Linked DNA regions of Mus musculus: region 2 is linked to region 1. Evidence: chromatin loops called from intact Hi-C (ENCODE). Cell type or tissue: heart. All regions are shown on one strand. Each heading gives the region's core, and the rest is flanking DNA. Links, peaks and the distances in the headings are about the cores only. Region 1 holds the start of Gm34290 (a long non-coding RNA gene). Region 2 overlaps Gm52739 (a long non-coding RNA gene).

Region 1 (10,799 bases), core at 1,072-9,071:
TATAGAGCTGCCTAATGAGGGGCTTCTTCAGTCAGGTAGAATGAAACACCCAGCGAACCTCTGGGGACATGTTGACAATACTCCAGCAGCTCCAGGGTGGCCAGGTGGAGCTCCCCTCTGATGGAAGACACCATAAACAGGCCATATGGCAGGCTCTGCTCCTGGACAAGTTTTCATTAAGCACCCATTGCATGCTAGATGCTAGTTGCTATGATCTGTGACCATCGGGTTATTGAAGGATGGGCACAAGCATCTCTCTATCCCCTGATGTTGTAGAGAAATACCTTGATGAAAGCAACTGATAGGAAGGAAAAGCTCTCAAGTTCAAGGTACATGGCCAGGAGGGGTCAAGGAGGCAGGCACTTGAAGCAGCTCGTCACATCACATCCACGGTCAAGAAGCAGAGAGCAATGAATGTATATGTATGTAAGTTTATTCATGTCCTGCCCCACACAACAGTGATGAACCCATGCAAGCACTCAGCTCCCGCACCAGTCATGAACATAAGCAAGGCCCCAGCCACACACCCTCAACCACAGCGACCAGCACATGCCAAGTACCCAACTCCCTTTCTCCACTTATGTTGGGAGCCATTAAGACAACACTGTAGTGTTGTCCCCAGCCTGAAACCTGCTTGCTCAGGGGTGGAGCTTCCCGCTCAATCGTTCTGCCACGCCCACTGCTGGAAGGTGCTGCTTTGCTGTTCAGAGCCGTGCACGTGGTCACCCTGCTATTGGACCCCAAGACTAATTGGCGGGAATTGGGCCCCCTTCCCCTGCTTCATAACTGCGTGCGGAACAGTAAAATTGAGCTTTGATCAGAATGCCTGTCTTAGCTGCATCATTTTCTCTCGCCGCCTAGCCCCTCTTCTCTTCCAGGTTTCCAAAATGCCTTTCCAGGCTAGATCCCAGGTTGTGATCTACTGGCCAGACACAACACAACACAATTGTCCTGATCTCTGAATTGGGCCTCTCACCCCGAGAAGAAAAGGGGGTCAAAAGCGGGCCATGGACACACGGTTCCAAGAACAACCACAGAATATTCCAGCCCTAAGTCAGCGCCAGATGTCCTGACAACACCCTGATACCACCAAGTTCCTGCTTCCCCGTGTAACTGCCAAAAGAAAAATTTCCACTGCCCCACCCCTTCGCTGATAAGTACTTGTACTTCCCCTTTTGCTTGTGCATTTAAGCCTTGAGCCTTTCTCAATACAGCGGGACCTTGATGCCACTCAGAATGTTTCCGTGTCTTTCTTGCACTTGGTCCTCGTCTCTCTCTATCCCCCCATTTGGTTCTTAGGAGAAGGTCCCCTCGAGACCCTCGAATAACTGGACCTGCTGGACGGGTCACACTTAGGGTCCTAGATTGCAGCCATTAATTAATGCAATTAAGATAACCCCTTAGAAGTCCATCTCCCATGTGGTTCTAGACTCTGTCAATTTGATGACAGACCCCGGTGAGGCACTACAATTCCACCCTTGTCAACTTGGCTCAAACACATCATCTTTAAGCCGTACTTTTCTGCACTTGTCCATAGGTTCGTGACCATGTCATAATGTAAAATGAATTCATCATCACTTCCTGACTGTGGGGATGATGCGATCAACTGCTTCAAGCCACCCTCACCCCCACCCCCACCGCTTCCCCTTTCCCACCAGGATCGTATTAATTTGCTTTCTATTGCTGTCGTAGAACACTTCCACTAAAAGCAGCTGGGAGAAGAAGAGGTTTGTCTGCCTTACATTTGCCAACCGTGGTCCATCGTGAAAGGAAGGCAAGGCAGGAACTCAAAGCAGGAACCTGAGGCAGGGACTAGAACAGTCCATGAAGGAATGCTACTTACTCACTTGCTCTGTGTGGCTTCCGCACCCTGCTTTCTTATACAACCTAGAACTACCTGCCCAAGGGTGGCACCGCTTGGAGTAGGCTGGGCCCTCCCACTTCAATCATTAGTCAAGAAAATGCTCTTAGAGACTTGTCTACTGTCAGGTTAATTTGGTGTAGGTTCTGTTAAGGCCTAGGTGAAAAGTTAAGGTCTAGGTAACTGTTACCTGTCTAGCCTACCATTTTGTGCTGTTACTAATGTCATAAGGAAATGGTCTCATTTGCTGTTACTAGGATGCTCTGTGCTTTGGTGTTCTTGGAAGCCAATCACAACAGAAGTCAGTTAGAACTACTTTGTATAGTTAGCCACAATAAGCTCGGTACCAAACCAACCACCCAGAAACACTTCCTACACCTGTGTGTGAGCTTTCATTGTATTTGCCTTTATAAGCTTCCCCTGGAATAGACCCCAACATGAGAGACACACATGCACCTATTTAGGGTAAGAAATTTCATTTTGAGTAGTGATCCAGTAAAAGTTCCCAAGACCTTCCTGGGACCTGACATCCTTACTTGGCAGAAAGAGGCATGTACATGGTAACTGACACTCTGGTTGGCATGAATGTTAAGACATGAATGTTAGACAAGGCAAGTCCCCTGCCACATGGGGCAAGTCCTAACCAATGGGAACAGGATAAAAGTACAACCAGGATATGTTCCTAAGGAAATCCCCTGTCCCTAAAACCTAACTGGTATAATAACTCAGCACAGATGTTTGTAGATCCCAGACTTCCCTTTAGGATCTTAATTCAATGTCACAGCCAGCTCCTGAGTCTGGACTGTGGCCCTGATAGATCAGTCGTGGGTGTGGCATCTAACAACCCATCCCTATTTGACTGAGATCTGTGTTTGAGCGGTTTGTGAGGTTATTCCCAGCCCCCAACAGGTCCCCTCTTCTCAGATGTCCCTAGCGTATGTCAAGTTGACAATAAAACCAACCAGCACAATGATGGACTGCACCTTAAACTGTGAGCCAGAACGAACAGAACCCTCTCACCTTTAAATTGTGTTTGTCTGGGTATTTGATCACAGCAACAGTAAAGAAACTGAGCCATGAGGCTTCTGGACACGAACAGCTTACCCCAGTGTCAGAGCTAAATGAACAGTTGCTTGGTCAGAACACTCACCCTTTTATTTCAGGGGCTTTGAAAAGAAAAGGCAGTCACTGATTTTATTCTTTTATTCACTGTGAAAGGTGAGGGTCATAGAAGCCATGAGGGATGTGATTAATCTGTCACTTAAAATCTTTTATCATTGACTTTTTTTTTTTTTTTGCTTCCAAAAATTTACATTTATTCATCCAGGCACTAGAGCCATAAGAGGGGGCCGAGAATATAATTCAATGAGTAAAGGTTGCTGCGCAAGCCCAGGAAAACAAGTTCATATTCCCAGCCCCCATGTAAAAGCTACACTCGCTGGCCTTCATCTCTAATCCTGGTTCTGGTGTAATGAAAAGTGACATGGATCCTGGAGGCCTGCTTGCCAGCTAGTTTCTCTGAAACAGTGAGAGACTTTTTCTCAAAAAAAAAAAAAAATTAAGAGAGAAGAATGCCAGATGTTGGTCTCTGGCCTCCACATGTGAATGCACCTTGGAGTGCACAGAAAACACATGTGCACACACACACAGTCACACACAAACACACAAAGGTATAAGATCTGCCCTAGAGGATCTCCAAGCCTTAATGCAGAAAGAGATCAGATAAAGGTGGTTATGGTTGCAGCTTTGCACCAAGAGCTAATGTTACAGGAGAGCCATGTAAGGGTACCAGGCTAGCACGGAAGGCTGTAGAGCACTCCAGGCCACTGTAGGATGTCATGTTAGGTTCTTGTTGCATAGAGCCCTAGCCATGAGAAGCTCTGATGCATTGACGGAGATCCCTAAAGCTGGGGAGAGGGAAAGGATAGTGGGGTGAGCCTTTGAGGCTTAAAGGGGGAATGATGGGAAGGTATGTCCAGAGGAACAAGGTTCTGAAAGTCTAGTCCTGTTTATCTTATCCTTGGAACGCGCATGCATGAGCATGCGCGCGCGCGCGCACACACACACACACACACACACACACACACACACACACACACACACACACACACACTGCCATTTGCACTTTTAGGATGCATGCATCTATGTACACGAGTGTTCTGAGCACCCAACAAGGCCTAAGGCATATTTCCTGGCTTGCCACAAGCCAGGAGTGCAGTGGTGCTAATGGATACACAGAGTTACTTACGTCTTCCGGGCCACAAGAGTGGCTACTTGGAAGTACTTTGGGTCCACTTTGCTCAGCCGCCTCTCCCTAAAGAATCCACATAGTCAAAAGAGGGCTATTGCTCCAGCTGGACGATGGCATTGGGCTGAGCCAGGAACGGATAACGGAAATAACAGACTTTCGGTAGGATCACGGGCCAGACGGGGGATCTGGTCGTGAACTCATGCCCACTCCACCAAAGCCCAGCGTCTGACTGCATGAGCTTTGAGTCACTGTGGATGTATTTTAACTAACAGATTAGTTCTTCTAAATTGGCAGGCAATTTACAGCAATATAAACAAGAGAGAGCTATGAGAGAGCGAGAGAGCAGCCATTAGATTGCAGATCTCATTAGCCCTCTGTGCGTTCCTTCCGCCAGGCATGCATTAGGGCAAAGGTCTAAGACCATCTCAAAGACTAAAAGAAAATTCCACTGCTCCTTGATCCTCACCTCCTCTGGAAAGATCGGCATAAAGTGGAGGCCAGGAGCCAGGGGTGAGTTTCCACCCTCTATCTGCTGATTCTAATTAAGATCGCCGGAACACACAGCGCTCTCTCGCTCACTCTCTCTGTCTCTCTCTGTCTGTGTCTCTCTCTGTCTTCAGCTTGCAGCCCTGTAGGTACCGCCCTTCCGCAGTAGAGCCTGCTGTGTGCCAGGTCTTCAGGCAAGCATCCTTCCCCTGACAGATGACCCCACTTTTCCAAGGCCCCAGAGCTCTTCCTCACCTGTTCAGTCCTCCCCCCCCCACCCCCTCACGTGCACCTCACGGGAGTCTGCGAAACTGGCCCTCACCACAAGGGGGCGAGTCGGGGCAGAATGAGTAGTTTTTCTCCCTCCCCTTTCTCAGACTGTTCTGAACACCACTTATTTGGGTTGTTTATGTTTCCTTCCTCAGTGGCAGGTGAACCAATCCAACCCAGTAGCACTCAAAACTTCAATCCACAGGTCTTGGGGTCCTCAGCCTCCGTATGACTAAAAGAAGACGTTTTGATTTCTGTTTTGAGACACTGTCTATAAAAGCAAGTTTTGGTTTTTTACTTTGACACACTGCACATAAAAACAAGTACACAAAGAACTATGATCAGAAGTGCGGTTTTCCTGTGGCTTGTTCAGAGAGTATAGCAAGGAAGCAAAGCCTCTGCTGGCACTAGACACGAACCCCTCCACAGAGCCTTCAGTGCTCAAGTGGGATCTTAAGGGCGCATAGGAGTTCATTAGAGAAAGGACTACAGGATAATTTCTAGTCAGTATATACATATGTCAGGGTGTACAAAGACCTGGATAGACAGTGTGGAAGTGTCCACTGGATAAGGTTTACAGAGGAGGCTTAAGGCAAGCCATGAACAAGCACGTGGCTCCATCGGTACTGTTTGCCTAGCATGCACAAAAGCCCTAGGTTTGAATCCCAGCACTACATAAACTGAGTACGGTGGTATGTGCCTGTAATCCAAGCATTTAGGCCGTGGGAGCAGGAAAACTGAAGTTCTAGGTCACCATTGGCTGCTACACAGTGAGTTTAAGGTTAAGGCCAGTTGGGATTCAGGCACCTGATGCCCTGCAGGGAAGGTAAGATGAGGTAGAGGGAAAGCTAGAGAGATAAAGAGGTGTGTGTGTGTGTGTGAGAGAGAGAGAGAGAGAGAGAGAGAGAGAGAGAGAGAGAGAGAGAGAGAGAGAGGGAGAGAGAGAGAGAGGGAGGGAGGGAGGGAGAGGGAGAGAGAGAGAGCGATATCTTCTGACCTGGGAGTCATAACAGTTGTGGGTTGAGGACAGACCAAATGGGCCACATTGAGAAAGGGGAGATTTCTGTTCAGAAGTGTGCCGAATGTTGTACTGTAGAAAGAAAAAAGACAGGACCAGATCTTGATGGTCAGTGTGGGTGGGAAACAAGTCAGATTCTCTAACATAGATGCCAAGAGCAAAGTTCTCATCTGGAGAGAGTGAAAGATCCTGACAGAATGTAAAAGGTCACAGAATCCCTGAAATTGGCAAGATAGATGTCAGTGTTAGCAGAACTAGCTTCACTGATTTAGAAAAATAGAGGTGCACAATGCTCTGGCCACTCCTCGAACCTGTGTGTCTGCCAATGTTCTGACCAGGTGTGTGCCCATTGCTGCACCTTCATTAGACTCTTTCCTTGTACCCCTCCCATACCCATTTCTTGAGAATAGACATTGTTTAGATCTGGAAATCCCCTACTCTCACCCTTCTCCTTTACCCCCCTGAGGGCCTATAAAAACTGGGACCTCTTTCCCCTCGAGGTCGACTCCTCTACCCCTGCGTGGGATATGAGTCGTCCCCAGAGCTCTGGCTTTCCCCGAATAAAGCCTCATGTGGTTTGCAACAAGCTCGGTCTATCATGAGTTCTTGGGTGTCCGCTATTGTCCTGAGGCCTGAGGAGGGGCTTTCAAGAGGACACCCTGATGGAGGGTTGCAAAACCCAACAGTGCAACCCAGGACTGGAAAAGAGCTCCACCAGTAGGAAGAGGCAGAGTTAGTGACTTACCTTTAAAAGGCCACTAACGAGAGAGTCACTGCTGTTTCTATCCCAACACAAATGTCTTCTGCCTTTTAATGAACCATGATCTACCTCATGGACCAGAATTCAGACTGTGAATGGCAAACAAGATTTTTGTTGATTCTGGTTTAAATAAAATTAGCTTGTATCAAAGGTGATACTATATATATATAATGTTACAGACCTGCAAATACTATCAACATTTCCCCCTTTCTAAAGATGTTTGGACTTAATTAGGAAATGACCAACTTTGTAAAAAGTTGGGGAATGCTGCCTCGAAATCTGCTGAAGACTGGTTTTAGTTACATAGCTATTTATATGCATTTGGAAGGTGTTCTCCAAAGCAAAAGCAAGACTTGTTTCAATTTGTATTCATTAGCCAGGAACAGATAATGGTTAAAAACAAAACAAAACAAGCCCGGGGTGGTGGCGGACGCCTTTAATCCCAGCACTTGGGAGGCAGAGGCAGGCACATTTCTGAGTTGAGAACAGCCTGGTCTACAAAGTGAGTTCCAGAACAGCCAAGACTACACAGAGAAAACAAACAGAAAAACAAAACAAACAAACAAGAAAACAAAACAAACAAGCAAAAAACAAACAAACAAACCCACAAGTATCTGCATTGTTCCTGATTATTCGGATTTAATTAGAAACATCCCATACACATCATAAGACATTAACCTTTACTTAGTAAAATACACTTTAGTGTGGTGTATATATATATATATGACTATTAAGTTAAGAATGTCTAACATAAGGACAACATTTAATTGGGGCTGGCTTACAGGTTTAGAGGTTCAGACCATTACCATCAAGGTGGGAGCATAGCGCAGGAGGAGCTCAAGCTTCTATATCATGTTCAGAAGGGAACCAGGAGAGACTGGCTAAGGAAGATAAGGTATTAAGTTGTTTTCTTTTTTTTGTAAGTTATATTTATTATGTATACTGTGTTCTGCCTGTATGTATGGTAACAGGTCAGAAGAGGGCACCAGCTCTCATTGCAGAGGGTTGTGAGCCACCATGTGGTTGCTGGGATTTGAACTCAGGACCTCTGGAAGTGCAGCCAGTGCTCTTAACTGCTGAGCCATCTCTCCAGCCGCCCCTCTCCCCCAACATTTCTTTAAAAAGCAAAGAAAATGAATTTGTGTCAGGGAGCCTGGTGGAGCAGTTTTGAGGGGTTTCCTCCACCTGGGAAAGGGGTGGTGGTGTTCCTGCAGTCCCATGAGCATCTCAGGGGCTCTCCCAGCAGGCTCTGCAGACAGGAGGTAACATCTCATTTTCCTGAGTCACTTAAGTGCGAAAGGGAAAACCTGCCATCTGCCATGGCAACATTAATTTATGTGTCCAAGGCACTCCTTTCCCTTCCAAAAACCTCAAGGTCTCAGCTTGTGTCACTTTCCACTGACCCGACATTAAATGTCAAGACACCGTGTTTCCTTGTTTTGAAACAAGAGTTCAGGCTGACTTGGAACTCATGGTCCTCCTGCCTCAGCTTCCCAAGTACTGGGATTGGAGGCCAGTGCTACCAGCTCCAAAAAGTTTTTTTTAAAAAAACATTTACCTAAAATTAATTAATCACATGAATTTTTAAAAACATCTTTAATAAAAAGTAATCATTTTTGCAGGGGCTCAAGAGATGCCTCCATGGTAAAGAATGAACACTGCTCTTTCAGAGGACCCAAGATTGGTTCCCAGGGTGGCTCACAACTGCTGTCACTTGAACTTCAAAGAGATCCCAGGCTTCCAGCTTTCTCAAGCGCTGGCAGCCCAGCCACATATACATAATTTTAAAAAGCATAAGAACAAATCTTTTTATAAACAACTTTCAAATAATCAGAGAGAAGTATGACATTTATCATATTGGAGCTTTGCCGATCTCTGTGCCTTCTGGTTCCACCAAGGATGGCTGGAGTCTCATTTCTTTTGGTCTGCTCAGGGGCTATGGCATCAGCTCATCTACCCTATGTGAAATGTGCTAAATAAGCTATGAGAGCAACTGAAAACAGCTTATGGAGTCATAGTGTTCTGACTTTGGACTTCAGGGACACCGAGACAAGTAGTCCTCATTTCACATTTTAGAAAGCTCCTATTCCAGCATTAGTGGTCAAAGTAGCAAGGAGGGTAGAGGCATGCCAGGGATCGAAGAACCAGTCAGATTGGCACAGCACACCTTCTGAAGCCTGACAAGTCCACCCCTGGAATAAGGATAGTAACAAATTATATACTAAGGAGCACAACAGGAGGCCAAGGCTTGAACAGTATAGATTACCAGGAGGAAGATGAAAGATACAGGACAGTAACTCACAAATTCAATAGGTCTGAAAATCCCCAACGGCAACCATGACAGTAATAACCAATACAGAGGCATCATTAGACACTAAAGTGAGTAGGTGACAAACAAGGTATTTATAAAATGTTAACTTGACTCCCCATTAACTTGTTAGCTATGACACAGGTTAGCTTTGGAGGGCAGAAGCCTGGCAGGGCCACCCCCTTCAAGCAAAGAAACATCAGGAGAAATAAACTGCTCACTTCACAGTAACAATCCTCATTTTTTTTCCCAACAGGTTTGAGCCCAAGTCCAGTGATGAGCAACACTTTCTGGCACCTTTGCCTGGGAATATGAAGCAGCAAAGTCAAGATCAAAGAATGGGCCAGCACTGAGACAAACTAAAGGCAGCTTAGTAACTGGCTGGGACAGCTGCAAAACTGAAAGGGGTTCTCAGAGTGTTTAGTTCCATGTTTTTCTGCGAATTAAATATCTATTTATTATATTATATATGGGACTACATTTGAAAAAACGGTGCAAAATTATTTGTTTTGGTTTTTCTGAGACAGGGTTTCTCTGTGTAGCCCTGGCTGTCCTGGAACTCTCTGTAGACCAGGCTGGCCTCGAACTCAGAAATTCGCCTGCCTCTGCCTCTCAAGTGCTGGGATTAAAGGCATGCACCACCATGCCAGGCACGGTGCAAAATTATAAAAGCCACATTGAATTGCAGTATTTCAGAACGAGTAGGAGTCACTGGGCATGGTGGCACATGCCTTTAGTCCAAGTGCCCGTGGGGAGATGCTAATGGATCTCTGTGACTTACATAGTAAGTTCCAGACTATACACTTAAAACTATACATCAAGGGCTGGTGAGATGGCTCAGTGGGTAAGAGCACCCGACTGCTCTTCCGAAGGTCAGGAGTTCAAATCCCAGCAACCACATGGTGGCTCACAACCATCCGTAACGAGATCTGACTCCCTCTTCTGGAGTGTCTGAGGACAGCTACAGTGCACTTACAATGAATAAATAAATAAATCTTAAAAAAAAAACAAAAACAAAACTATACATCAAAATGCTGAGAGGTTACAGACGTTACTCCAGGCTCACCAAACAACCCCACAGAACCTGATGTATCATTTAAAAATATGAAGACTGGCCCAGCAGCGGTGGTGCAGGCCTTTAATCCCAGCACTTGGGAGGCAGAGGCAGGAGGATCTGAGTTCCAGGACAGCCTGACCTGATATACAGTGAATTCCAGGAGAGCCAAGGTTACAGAGAAACTGTCTTGAAAAGGAAAAAAAAAAAAAAATGTAAAGACCTTTTGCAGCTTGAGTGGTAAACCAGATTTTACTTGTATGAGCACTGCTTTCCAGCCTGATTTGGGGGGTGGGGGCGGGAGAGATGTGATCAGTAAGTGTCCAACCTTCAGAAAGCAATCTCTGCTCTCTTGTTAGATGTATCACTTTTGGGTTGGGTACTAGAAACAGGAATTGGTTAATTCTGTGCCACCTATTAAGTATCTTTACAGCCTATCAGGTATTTCGCCGTTGAGTCCACGTGTTAGCTGAGAACCAGGACCCTGAAGCTGACCTCCTAAATGATAGAGCAACCAACTTCTATCCAGGCCAAGTACTGGTGATGGAAGCAACATCCTTAAGTCGAAGTGTCTTCTCTCTGCTGGGTGCCAGCTGCTTGCTGTCGAAATGGACAAGTTCATGAAACCCGGGCAAGTGGTGCTGGTCCTGTCCTGGCTGGACGCTACTCAGGACGCAAAGCCGTCATCGTGAAGAACATTGACAATGGCACCTCAGACCACCCTTATAGCCATGACCTAGTAGCTGGAATTGACTGCTATCCCTGCAAAGTGACAGCTGCCATGGGCAAGA
Region 2 (10,799 bases), core at 833-8,832, 110 kb after region 1:
GACTGAAGCATAGAGATATTTGCACATTCATTTGCAAACATTTGCAGAAATTCAAATAGCTAAGTTTTGGAACTGAAATAGGTGTCTGGCAACAGAGGAATGGCTAAAGAAAATGTGGTGTATATATGCAGGAGGGAATTTTGTTGTTTGCTAGAAAACAGATATATTTGCAGACAATCATATTAAGCCAATTAAACCAGTCTCAGAAAGGCAAACATTGGATTTTTTTAAAAAAAAATCTCATTTGTGATTTCTAGATCTCATATACTTACACAAAAGCATTATGTGTGTATATTAATCCAAAACTGAAACTGTCTAGGGGAGCGAGAAGGAGGGGAGTGGAGTGAGATGGAAAGGGTGTGTTATGCTCAGTGTACTCGGGGTTGGAGAGAGGGTTCAGTAGCTGTGGTGGTTTTAATAGATTTGGCACCCATAGACCTCATGTGTTTGAATGCTTGTGCCATAGGGAGTGGCACTATTAGGAGATGTGACCCTATTGGAGTAGGTGTGATCTATTTGGAGGATATGTGTCACTGTGGGGGTGGGCTTTGAGATCTCATATTCTCAAGCTAGGCCTCATGTGGCAGTCTTTCTCCTGCTGCTCATGGATCAAGTTGTACAACTCTCAGCTCCTTCTTCCAGCAGCATGTCTGCTTGCACGCTGCCGTGCTTCTGGCTATGTCAGTCATGGACTAAACCTCTGAAACAGTAAGCCGGGCCCCAATGAAATAATGAAATGTTTTCTTTTATAAGAGTTGCCTTGGTTTTGGGGTCTCTTCACAGCAATGACCCTAACTAAGACAGTGGCTAAGATTGCTTGCTCTTCTTGATGGGGCTCAGAGTTCAGGTCATGGGACCCACGTCACGAGGCTCACAACCAACAAACTGTAACTCCAGCTCCAGGAATCCAACTCTCTCTTCTAGCCTCCTTAGGCTCCCATACACACGCACACGCACACGCACACACAAAGGTATACACATGCACAAAAACATATACCTAAATAAAAGTAAAACAAAAATATATTCCTGCAAGGAATTAAAAATAAAAGAAAGTGCCCATAAAAAACAATGGTTCCCCCCCCCATAAAGACTGAAATCATGATATTTGCAGGAAGATGAATAGAACTGTAGATCATTATATTAAGCGATAAGAGCAAATAGTGCACCTGCATGTGTGTGCATGAGTGTGTGTGTGTGTGTGTGTGTGAGTGTGTTAGGCCATGAAAGTAGAAAGGAGGCCATGATGGGGAAGGAAGAGATCTTAAGGGGTGAGGAGAAGGTGACAGAATACAAGTGACATAAAAGCAGAAGAGAAGGTGGGTGTATTTGGAGGAGAAGAGGGATCAGTAAGGAGATGAGAGGGCAGCAGAGAAGGGGACAAGAACAAAGTGTAACAACATCTGTGTCTGAAACCCATCACTTTGTATGTTGATCTACACAAATTAGAGTTTAAACAAACAAACAAACAAACAAGCAACTGTAATAGGATTCAGCCATTTCCTTGACTCAGGTGTGGGGAGGGCAGAGCATAGGAAGTACTGAAAGCAGAAGATGGAAGTATTTATCTGAATTTATTTTTTTGCAGAGTCTTTTTCTACATTGGTTATCCACTGAGTACCATGCTCTGATTTCAGTGCTGGGCTGTGAATAAAATGATCCCATATCTTCAGGTCTCTCCTTGTGGCTTTCCTGGGTTCTTTATCGGATTCAAGATAGCGCAGTCAGTAATGTGAGCTGACTTTTGGTAACAGGCAGGGTGACAGAAGTGACTACTGCTTTTTTTTTTTTTTTTTAAACAGTGAGAAGCAGTACAATCATCATTGCCTTTGCCAAGACAGAAGACAAATTGCCGGGGGCTCCTGCTTGTCACTGGCAAGAATACTGCGATGCTGGGGCGACACAAATTACTCCAGAAGGGCAGGACTCTGTCACTTTCTGAGAATCGGTTTGGCTTTGTCCACAAAGGCTCCCGATGGAGGGTCTGGAATTCCGCTTTTTGATCAGTCCAAAGCGTGGCCTTTTCACAGCACATTCCACCATGCCAACAGCCGTTTCCAGAGAGGAACTGAGAATTAAGTGGAGCTCTGGTTGCAGATGATTCTTTTTCCGTGCCTAGCTACCCAAACAAAGAGACCGAGCCAGAAGCCAGATCTGCAAGGGCGCGCGCACAATGGGACTGGTGCACGGGAATGTTCAGGGCTCTGCCTGATTAAACTGCCTTCAGAGCGCCAGGGGGCAATTTCGCTAAGCCTCCCTGTGTTGTATTTTGGCAGCTCTCTCTTCCCAGCCCCCTCTGCATCCCCTTCACATCCTCAAACCCATTTGCGCCCTCATTTGGATTGAGACCAATTCACACAGACTGGCAGAGCTGTAATTGGTATCTTACTTACCTTGGCTTCTTTTTTTCTCTGATCATTCAAATAATGACAGCTTTTTTTTTTCTCTCCCTTTTTCATGGGTGGGGGGGGAGGGAGGTGGAGGGAGAGAGAGAGAGAGAGAGAGAGAGAGAGAGAGAGAGAGAGAGAGAGAGAGAGAGAGAGAGAAAGACTTGGGGAGTTACAGTTGAGTTTTCTGACGCACTGCTACAGGGAAATAAAATGCATATTTTAAGATGTTTTTCTATTTCTGTTTCCTCTCCTCCCACCTCAGCCAAACAGTTGACACTGACGGGAAAACATTAACAGGGAGAATTGATGCCCCCCTCTGAAGGTGTTGGGACCACAGAGGCAGCATCCTCCAGAGTTGATGTGTCAAAATGTTGATGTTCTCATTTAAGACTGTCATCGTTGTGGTAATTGGTACCTCCATTTGTTAGATTCTGTTTGTTTATATGCGTTTCATTTCAAGTGATGTTTCTTAGGGTAATATTCACAAGGGCTTGGGGCTCCTGGAGTGAAAAGTGTTATATAAACTGAAATGATTACCCCCTGGCAAAAGGTAATCTCCCTGGCACACACCACCTGGTTCTAACATTTGCACAGCACTTCACTGTTAAGCAAGAGTTTTTCATGTATACTATCTCCTGCAAGCCCCCTGATAAGACCGTGGGGCTCCTGAAGCTATTCTGTTTTGCCCTGCCACCAGGCATGTGTGGTCTCTACCTGGCAGCTGGCTGCCTCTTCATGGGTGTTGCTGTCTTGCTAAAGAAACCATCCCAAGTGGCTTGGTCTCTGAGAAGGGGCAGATTTAGAGAGACACAAACCAACACAAAGTAATTAGAGGATTTTCAGCTCCCCCCACCCCACCCCCATCTGCTAAGGAGGGACACCAGGCAGATAATTTTTAGATCCTTTTGACAGTCTGGGTGAGAGGAAAAATCTGCGAATAAAACTGATTCCATCAAAAGCACGTAGACATTTTAGTTAAGGACACAAACAGTAAAACAGGATTTGTAAATGGATTGACTGAAACGTGCCACTTAGCCACAGGCTAGAGGATAACCTGCTAAGCCGGGGGTGGGGGTGGGGGGAGAGACAGACAGAGAGACAGAGACAGACAGAGAGTTGGGGAGAGCTGTGGGTTTCAGCAGGGCAGCTGCCACACACATGAGTTTACAGCAGCTCTGGCAGCATGTGTAAGATCTGCAAGCTCAATCCAGACCAACTCTCAGCATGGGGAGGAGAAGTGGGCAAGAAGTTCCCACCCCTCGCAGAGGAGCTACTGGCAAGTAGTAACTGCCAGGAGAGGGCGAGTGGGTTTCCTTTCAGAGTCTTTGTAGCCCCTGCTGAGTTGACTGTGCTCCAGTGGAAGGTCATAAATCCGAGAATATTCACGCAGCACAAATTGGACTTGATGGATCTTAGAAGAGAAAATGACACAAAGTTAGGTAGGTAGAGAATGGGGGATGGGAATGGGAGGAGGAGCTGGAGAAGGAGGTGAATAAAAACGTGTACATTTTTCCCTTCTAAGAACTAGTATATGCGTATGTATTTCACATATATGTCTGTAACTATATTTAATAAGCTGCGTGTGCCCAAAGAGATGGCTCAGAGGTAAGAGCACTGGCTGTTCTGACAGATAACCCAGGTCCAAGGATCTAAGTTTGACTCCTAGAACCCATGTGGTAACACAAACCACTTGTTACTCAGAGGAGCCGGTGCCCTCTTCTGGCCTCAGAAGGCACTGCACACATGGTGCACAGACATACATGTAGGCAAAACAGTCACTCATACACATACAAATAAAAATAAAGGAAAATTTAAAAACAAATCAAAACGTGTTTGCTTAGACGTTTATAACCTCAGAGTTGAGGTGGCATTTTGTTTGCTTGCTTTGTTTTCTTAGATTAAAAAACAGTATATGGGTACGAGTGCCGTTTTCTGTGTGTTTGGAGGCGCCCTCAGGGGCTAGGAGAGGGCCTTAGATCCTCTGATGCTGGAGTTACATGTGGCTCTGTGGGGTCTGAGAAACAAACTCAGAGCTTCTGAAAGGGCATCGGGTGCTAATAACTGAGCCATCTCTCCAGCTTTCTGACCTAAGATTTTTATTAAAGTAATTTTAGGCATATAACAGTTCCGTTTAAAATTTTTTTAAAAGGGGGGGGTGAGAGAAAAAAAGGCAAGGAAAGGAGGTTCACCCTTACATCAGAGTATCCAACAATACTGTAGCATTTGTGGATGTGATTCGGGTTTTTCTCATGTCTTCTTAAAGGAGTACTATAGTGCGGAATGTAACACACAGAGCTGTAGGCGACCTCCTTATGCGGGGGGGGGGGGGGAGGCTGGGAGAACATAGGCCATCAACAACAAGCTCGAGCTAACCTTGGTTCCTAGATCATCCAAGGACCAATTTCATCACCTGTGCATAAATAACTGGGTGCTTGTGAGCCTCAGTTTCCCTTTGTCAGTATGGGTGAAAGATCCTTGCCTGCAGAATAGCTGTGAGAATTAGATGGAATAATGTGCTTAAAAAAAAAAAACTGGCGTGTAGTAGCAGCTCACACATTGTGCCCATGCTTGCTATGGATTCTCCCTTTGTGCACAGACTCTAGATGCCTGAGGTCAGAGCTCCACACAGCTTCCTTTCCTCAGGGCTTCCTTGAAACCCTGAGGATTGACACTGTGGAAAGCCTTAATTGAGCTGATTTTAGTCTTGGTTCACTGCAGCCATGATGGAAGTTCATATCTTGATAGATCGGTTAGTTAGTTCGGCTGGACAGATGAGTTTTAGAAAGGACCGTTTTGGGCAACTGCATAGCAACTGATATGGTCTAGACTCTGGCTTGTGTGAAGGATTAAAATAGGAATCAGTGTTTGATTTCTAATATATCAAAGCAAAAATAATTATAGCTTTATTAGGACTGGTGGTATAGTTTACTTGATATGGTGCTGGCCTATCACACATTAAGTTCTGAGTTTGATTCCTAGCTCTGCATAAACTGGAATGGTGGCACTCTTGGATATATATCAAGTTGGAGACCAACCTAGGATACAGGAATTACTGTTTTGTCTAGTCTTGCTTTCACCTATAAGCTCTGATATCATACTTAAAGATAATGGGGGAACGAAAGCATTTCCTGTCATCTGAAGAGAGGATCATACTAGCCCCACATTTCCCTTCTTTCCTTTTATACTTGGGAGTCTCAGGAAGTTCGTGAAATGTACACGCTAATAAGGCTCCATCCCTCAGGTCTAATTGTAGGGGAGAGGACACTATCTGGCCTGCAAGCTCTTCAGAGAGCTCTAGGGCTTGAATTTTTGTGAGCTGTGGCCCATGCTGCGGTGGACTTTTCAGTGGTATAGCTATCTTTGAGTCATCCACTCTCCTGTAAGTAACCCCAATTAACTCATGGGTTCCTTAAGCTAGATGGGTGGAATAATTGATTTGTTGATGGTACTCCAACTGGGGTGAACAGACTAGATATTTGTTCATATCTCCCTACCAAGTACCACTCAGTTCTCATTCCAGGATAGTTGACACTCTACCCGGGAAGTTCCCATCCCCTTTTTCTTTACCTGTGGGGGTGTATGAGAATCCTAAGGACTGTGAGCTGGTAGAAAGCTTAGTGCTTACTTCATGGCTCACAAAGTTAGGCATTGCTTAAAAGGAGACTCTTAACAGTTAAAAACAGTTAACCATGAATGGATCAGATAGTGTGGAGAGGTAATAATAAGTTAATAAGCAGTATGATTGCTAATATACTCCAACACAGGGCACCTTGTATAGATAGCCTCATGGTTTCTTTTTATCGCAGCTGTGACGGTTAGCTTTGCACAGGTGTATTTTACCTGCACATCAGTTTAGCCGCACCATATTCTTATCCCTTACATAGCGATATTGTGTCTCATGTCGGGGAAACTCTGCAAGGGCTGAGGGATTAAAGCTCATGGAGCAAACCCTGATAGTGAGCAGCTGAGAAGTGATGGACAGGCACTCCCTCCTCCCATTCCCTGAGCCAATACTCCCGAGGCATGCTTCATGTTGTACCACCGTGGAAGAAAGGGCCAAGCGCAAGGCTCTGATGGTGGGGGAACCTACTTGTGCGTCCTTCTCTAACTGAGATAACAATCAAAACCAATGCCACATGGCCAGAGTCAAAGCTAGTGCCGTCATTAAGAGCTTAAAGGGTACAGGAAGGAAGATCTCTATTATACTCCTGTGTGACTTCCTTTTACGGATCCTATGGTAGCTATAGGATCAGATCAGATGATGGCCCCTAATTGCAGCTGCTGTGGTGAGATGTGAGAATTTCCCTGAGCATATCAACATAGTCTGTGGGACAAGGTGTGTAGCCTTGTTTGTGTACCAAGCTTTTAGCTTGGTAAATGCATTTTTCCTGATATCCATTACTTGGGAGGTACAAAATATGTTCACATTCTTTTTTTTGTTTTTGTTTTTTAAGATTTATTTATTAATATATGTAAGTACACTGTAGCTGTCTTCAGACACTCCAGAAGAGGGAGTCAGATCTTGTTGCAGATGGTTGTGAGCCACCATGTGGTTGCTGGGATTTGAACTCTGGACCTTCGGAAGAGCAGTCAGGTGCTCTTACCCACTGATCCATTTCACCAGCCCTATGTTCACATTCTTATGGAAAGGGAAACTATAGGAACTTGTGTCCCTGAACAGAGAATCCCTATCTTTTTTTTGGTTACTGCTTTAATAATCATCTGTAAGAAATTGTTCACGGTAACATTTTGTGTACCACATGCTAATCCTCAAACACTAAGAGATGTGCTCCATCAATGACTTTTTCCAGGAATTCGTTAGGGGCTAAACCAGGACATTTCCTGCTCAAAGAGTCTCTCATTCTACTAAGAGAAAGTTTCACTGGTGGATGAGATCCGTGGATTTGTCGAGTGACACTTAGGAAGAATATCACTTAAGGGTAGAGTACAAGGCAAAAGAGAACTTTGCAGAAAACCTGGACTGGATATGAAGCAAGCCATCTCAGGATATTAGTGAATGTCCTGGCTAAAGATGATGTGTAGACTTTCCTAGCAAGCACCACAACTGAACAGTTGTGGTAGCCGTCAGGAGGGTTCTAGTGAGAGTGTGTGTTTTCTGCAACAGAGAAATAACCTCCATTTGAAGTGCACTGTCCTGACCACAGGACGCAGACAATTGCATAACAGTGCTGCCATCATGGCCTGGACATATCAGGCTTTCAAACTCGTAAGATGGGATGGAAACAGAACTCGAGAGTGGCCATGAAAGATAGTGACTTTAAAGGACAGCGTGACACATGAAGAAAGCTGACTAAGCTATGAACAATTGTAGTCAGGGGTTAAGTTATATGGTGGGTGAAATGGCCTGGAGTGGAGATACAGGAGTGGAGTCCTGTCGAGTGGCATACAATTTGGTTGGTCAATCAGACCTCCCCGCCCCCTTCCCAAGAGCTAATTAAGAAGGTCAAAGACAAAAATGTGTACACGAAAGGCTTATGCATGAACCTATGAAAGCAAGTAAGTAGTGGCTCTTTGTGTTGTAAAGTAGTGCTTCTTGGAGAACAGCCATTTGGAGGAGGACCCAGGATTAGTAACCTTTCCTGTTGCTATGCCCGAACACCTGACGAGAAGCAGCTGCAGGAAGGAAGATTGTTTAGACACACAGTTGGAAAGATAGTTCACAGTGGCAGGAAGGCATGATCATGCGAGCTGCTTTTAGTTGGGGCAGCAGGAGTGTGAGGCTGACTGCTCAATCTGAGATCAGGAAGCAGAGATGGAACAGGAAGTAAGTCTGGACTATAAAACTCAAGGTTCATCCCCTATCAGTTCATTTCCTTCTAGGGCTAGGCTCTACCTTCTAAAGGTCCCATGACCTCTCAAAATGGTGCTATCAAGTGTTCAAATAACGAGAGAGTATAGAGGACATTTTTCATCCAAATCGTAACAGACTCCATCAACTGGATAGATGGATCGCTTGTCTGTAGTTGTCGGCTAGCCTCTGTCTATTGCTACTCGTGTGTCGTGTCATGGTACAAGGACTGACACTCTCCATGGATGAAACAGAGTGCGTCTTCTTTCACTGAATGCAGCCTGCTGATAACAGACTAGTATTAATTCTACATATCAGTGTTTCTCAACCTGTGGGTCACAAGCCCTTTGAGGCTGAGTGATGCTTTCACAGGAGCCACACATCCGAATCCTGCATATCAGATGTTTAAATTTACATTCATAACAGCAGCAAAATTACAGTTATGAAGTAGCAACAAAGATAGTAATCCTGCATATCAGATGTTTAAATTTACATTCATAACAGCAGCAAAATTACAGTTATGAAGTAGCAACAAAGATAGTTTTATGGTTGTGGTCACCACAACATGAGGTGTATTAAAGGGTTATAGCCTTAGGAAGGTTGAGAAGCACTGCTCTGTATGGTACTATCTCTTGAGAAGAGCAAGAAGGTACCCGGAGGCAACTTGATTACATCCAATGTCTTCTGCCAGTTGTAGAAATAAGAACTTTAGTTTTTACCACAAGGCTTTCTGTATTAAGTCATTTGTAGAGGCCCATGTGGTTGGCCTTTGATCACAGTGAAAGCCCTTTAACGAAGGAGATTGTGTGCCGGGCAGAAGTTAACCTGGCTAGTGCAAGAGCTATACCATGCCAGACACGGGTGTGTGCCGCTTCACATCCTCCTGTCTCTTTTAGAGCACGTGATTCTGCAGATGCTACTCTGCCAACAAGTTGAGCGTATGGATTCTGACAGTGCTCCACTTGTCCTGTGCCATGTTTCTCTTCCTTGGGATTTCTCTATCGCATTGCTGGGAGGGAGCTGTGGAGACTCCCTCAGGTGTGTGCAACCTGGAAGGTCATGGAATTACAATTTCAATGGATGTCTCTTTACTAAAGAGGGGTAAAAGCCAGGGTGGATGAGGAAAAGTTTTTTAAATGTGTCAGTGTGTACACATGCACACACAACATGCCAGGGTGTGCGTGTGGTGGTCAGAAGGAAGCTCTCTGGAGTCAGTTTTCTCATGTCAACTTGTGGGACCTGGAGATCAAATTCAGCCTTCATCAGGGATCAAATGCTGCAGAGCCCAGCCCAGATGAGGGATCACTGATTGAGGTCCTGCAAAGGTCTTGGGTACCAGCCCGAGGCACATAGCAATATCTGACTTCATGGTATACTCTTACATTTCTCCTCCCTCCTGCCTTCCTTTCCCGTGCCACATCCCAAAGAAACAACTTACACACAAGCTTGTCTTGGTCTCCACTTTTTAGAGAATCCAGAATCACTCCAATTCCAATGAGGACCCTCCCACCACCCCAATTTAGCTCATTTTCTTGGCATCTTACTTGCAGATATAGGAAAGAGGCACAATGAAGATAAGTTCCAAAAGCTTGGGCTCTGGCCTCAAAACAAATGAGCGCCCAAGCATGGATCTCAAGTTCTCCCTCTCTTGTTTTCCTCAGATGCTATGCTCAAAATCCCTCAGCAGACACACCCTAGACCTGTCACCTATACAAGGGTGCTAGATGACAACGGTGATGTTGTCTGTGCCAAGTATGTATCTCCAGGTGTTGCCTGTGTCTGTCCCCACCTCTGGGCTTAGGTAGCTCTGCAGTCTCTCCAATCTTCTCAGTGTTCACTCCACATAAGAACGAAGATTCTTCAGTCTCTTCAGGTGACACTTAGTTGCCCTGCACTGACAGCCTGTGAGAGATGTCCTTATGTTTTTTTTTTCCTGGCTCTGCCTGAAGCTTAGAGATATCAGACCTTGTCTATGTGTCTGGGTCAGGGAACAATATACCTCCTCACATTCATCTTTCTCAGACTTTCTCAGCCCCTAGAGCAGTGGCTCTCAGCCTTCCTAATGCTGCAACCCTTTAACACAATTCTTCATGTCTCAGTGACCCTTAATCGTATTATTTTGTTGCTACTTCACACCTGAACTTTTACTACTGTTATAAACCATAATAAAATACCTGATATGCAGAGTACCTGATACCCAGTCCCCCAAAGGGGTCTTGACCGTGGGTTGAGATTCACTGCATTAGAGTATTGGTTACCTTTCTGTTGGTATGATAAAACACCAAGACCAAGGCAACTTATAGAAGAAAGGGTTTATATTCATTCCAGAGGGATAAGGTTTTATAATGGTGGGAAAGCATGGTGGCAGGCAGGCATGACAGACAAAGCAGGCAGCTAAGAGGGCAGGCACATCCTCAGCTGCAAGCGTGAACCCGAGAGAACAAACTGGAGTGGAGCCAGGCTACAGGCTCTCAAAGCCTGCCCCAAGTGACAAACTTCAAGGCTGCACCTACTAAACTTCCACAAACCGCGCCACCAACGGGGTGAGCAAATGTCTGAATGCCTCAGCCCCTGGGTGTCTTTTCTTACTCAATCTACCACAA

Evidence for each region. Peaks named below come from ENCODE experiments on the same cell type or tissue, not always from the same donor. Only the 100,000 strongest peaks of a DNase experiment are listed, where the experiment ranks them.
Region 2: it touches region 1 in a loop (2.1-fold over the local background); 4 of 42 quality-filtered maps call a loop at or near these places.

The regions. Positions count from the first base shown.
Region 1 is chr4:55,392,526-55,403,324 of GRCm38, reverse strand. It overlaps Gm34290 (a long non-coding RNA gene), which reads left to right and starts at 3,940. Exons shown (of 3, transcript XR_390582.4): 1 at 3,940-4,271; 2 at 4,507-4,622; 3 at 9,211-9,524. It also overlaps the pseudogene Gm12516. In heart, for the core only: a CTCF peak has its summit at 4,919 (motif pointing right); no DNase peak of the experiment used is centred there.
Region 2 is chr4:55,285,774-55,296,572 of GRCm38, reverse strand. It overlaps Gm52739 (a long non-coding RNA gene), which reads left to right. Exons shown (of 3, transcript XR_003955414.1): 3 at 1,800-2,434. Among named protein-coding and RNA genes, the nearest start is that of Gm52739, 14 kb to the left of the region's middle. In heart, for the core only: a CTCF peak has its summit at 4,114 (motif pointing left); no DNase peak of the experiment used is centred there; H3K4me3 peaks cover 1,018 bases; H3K27ac peaks cover 709 bases.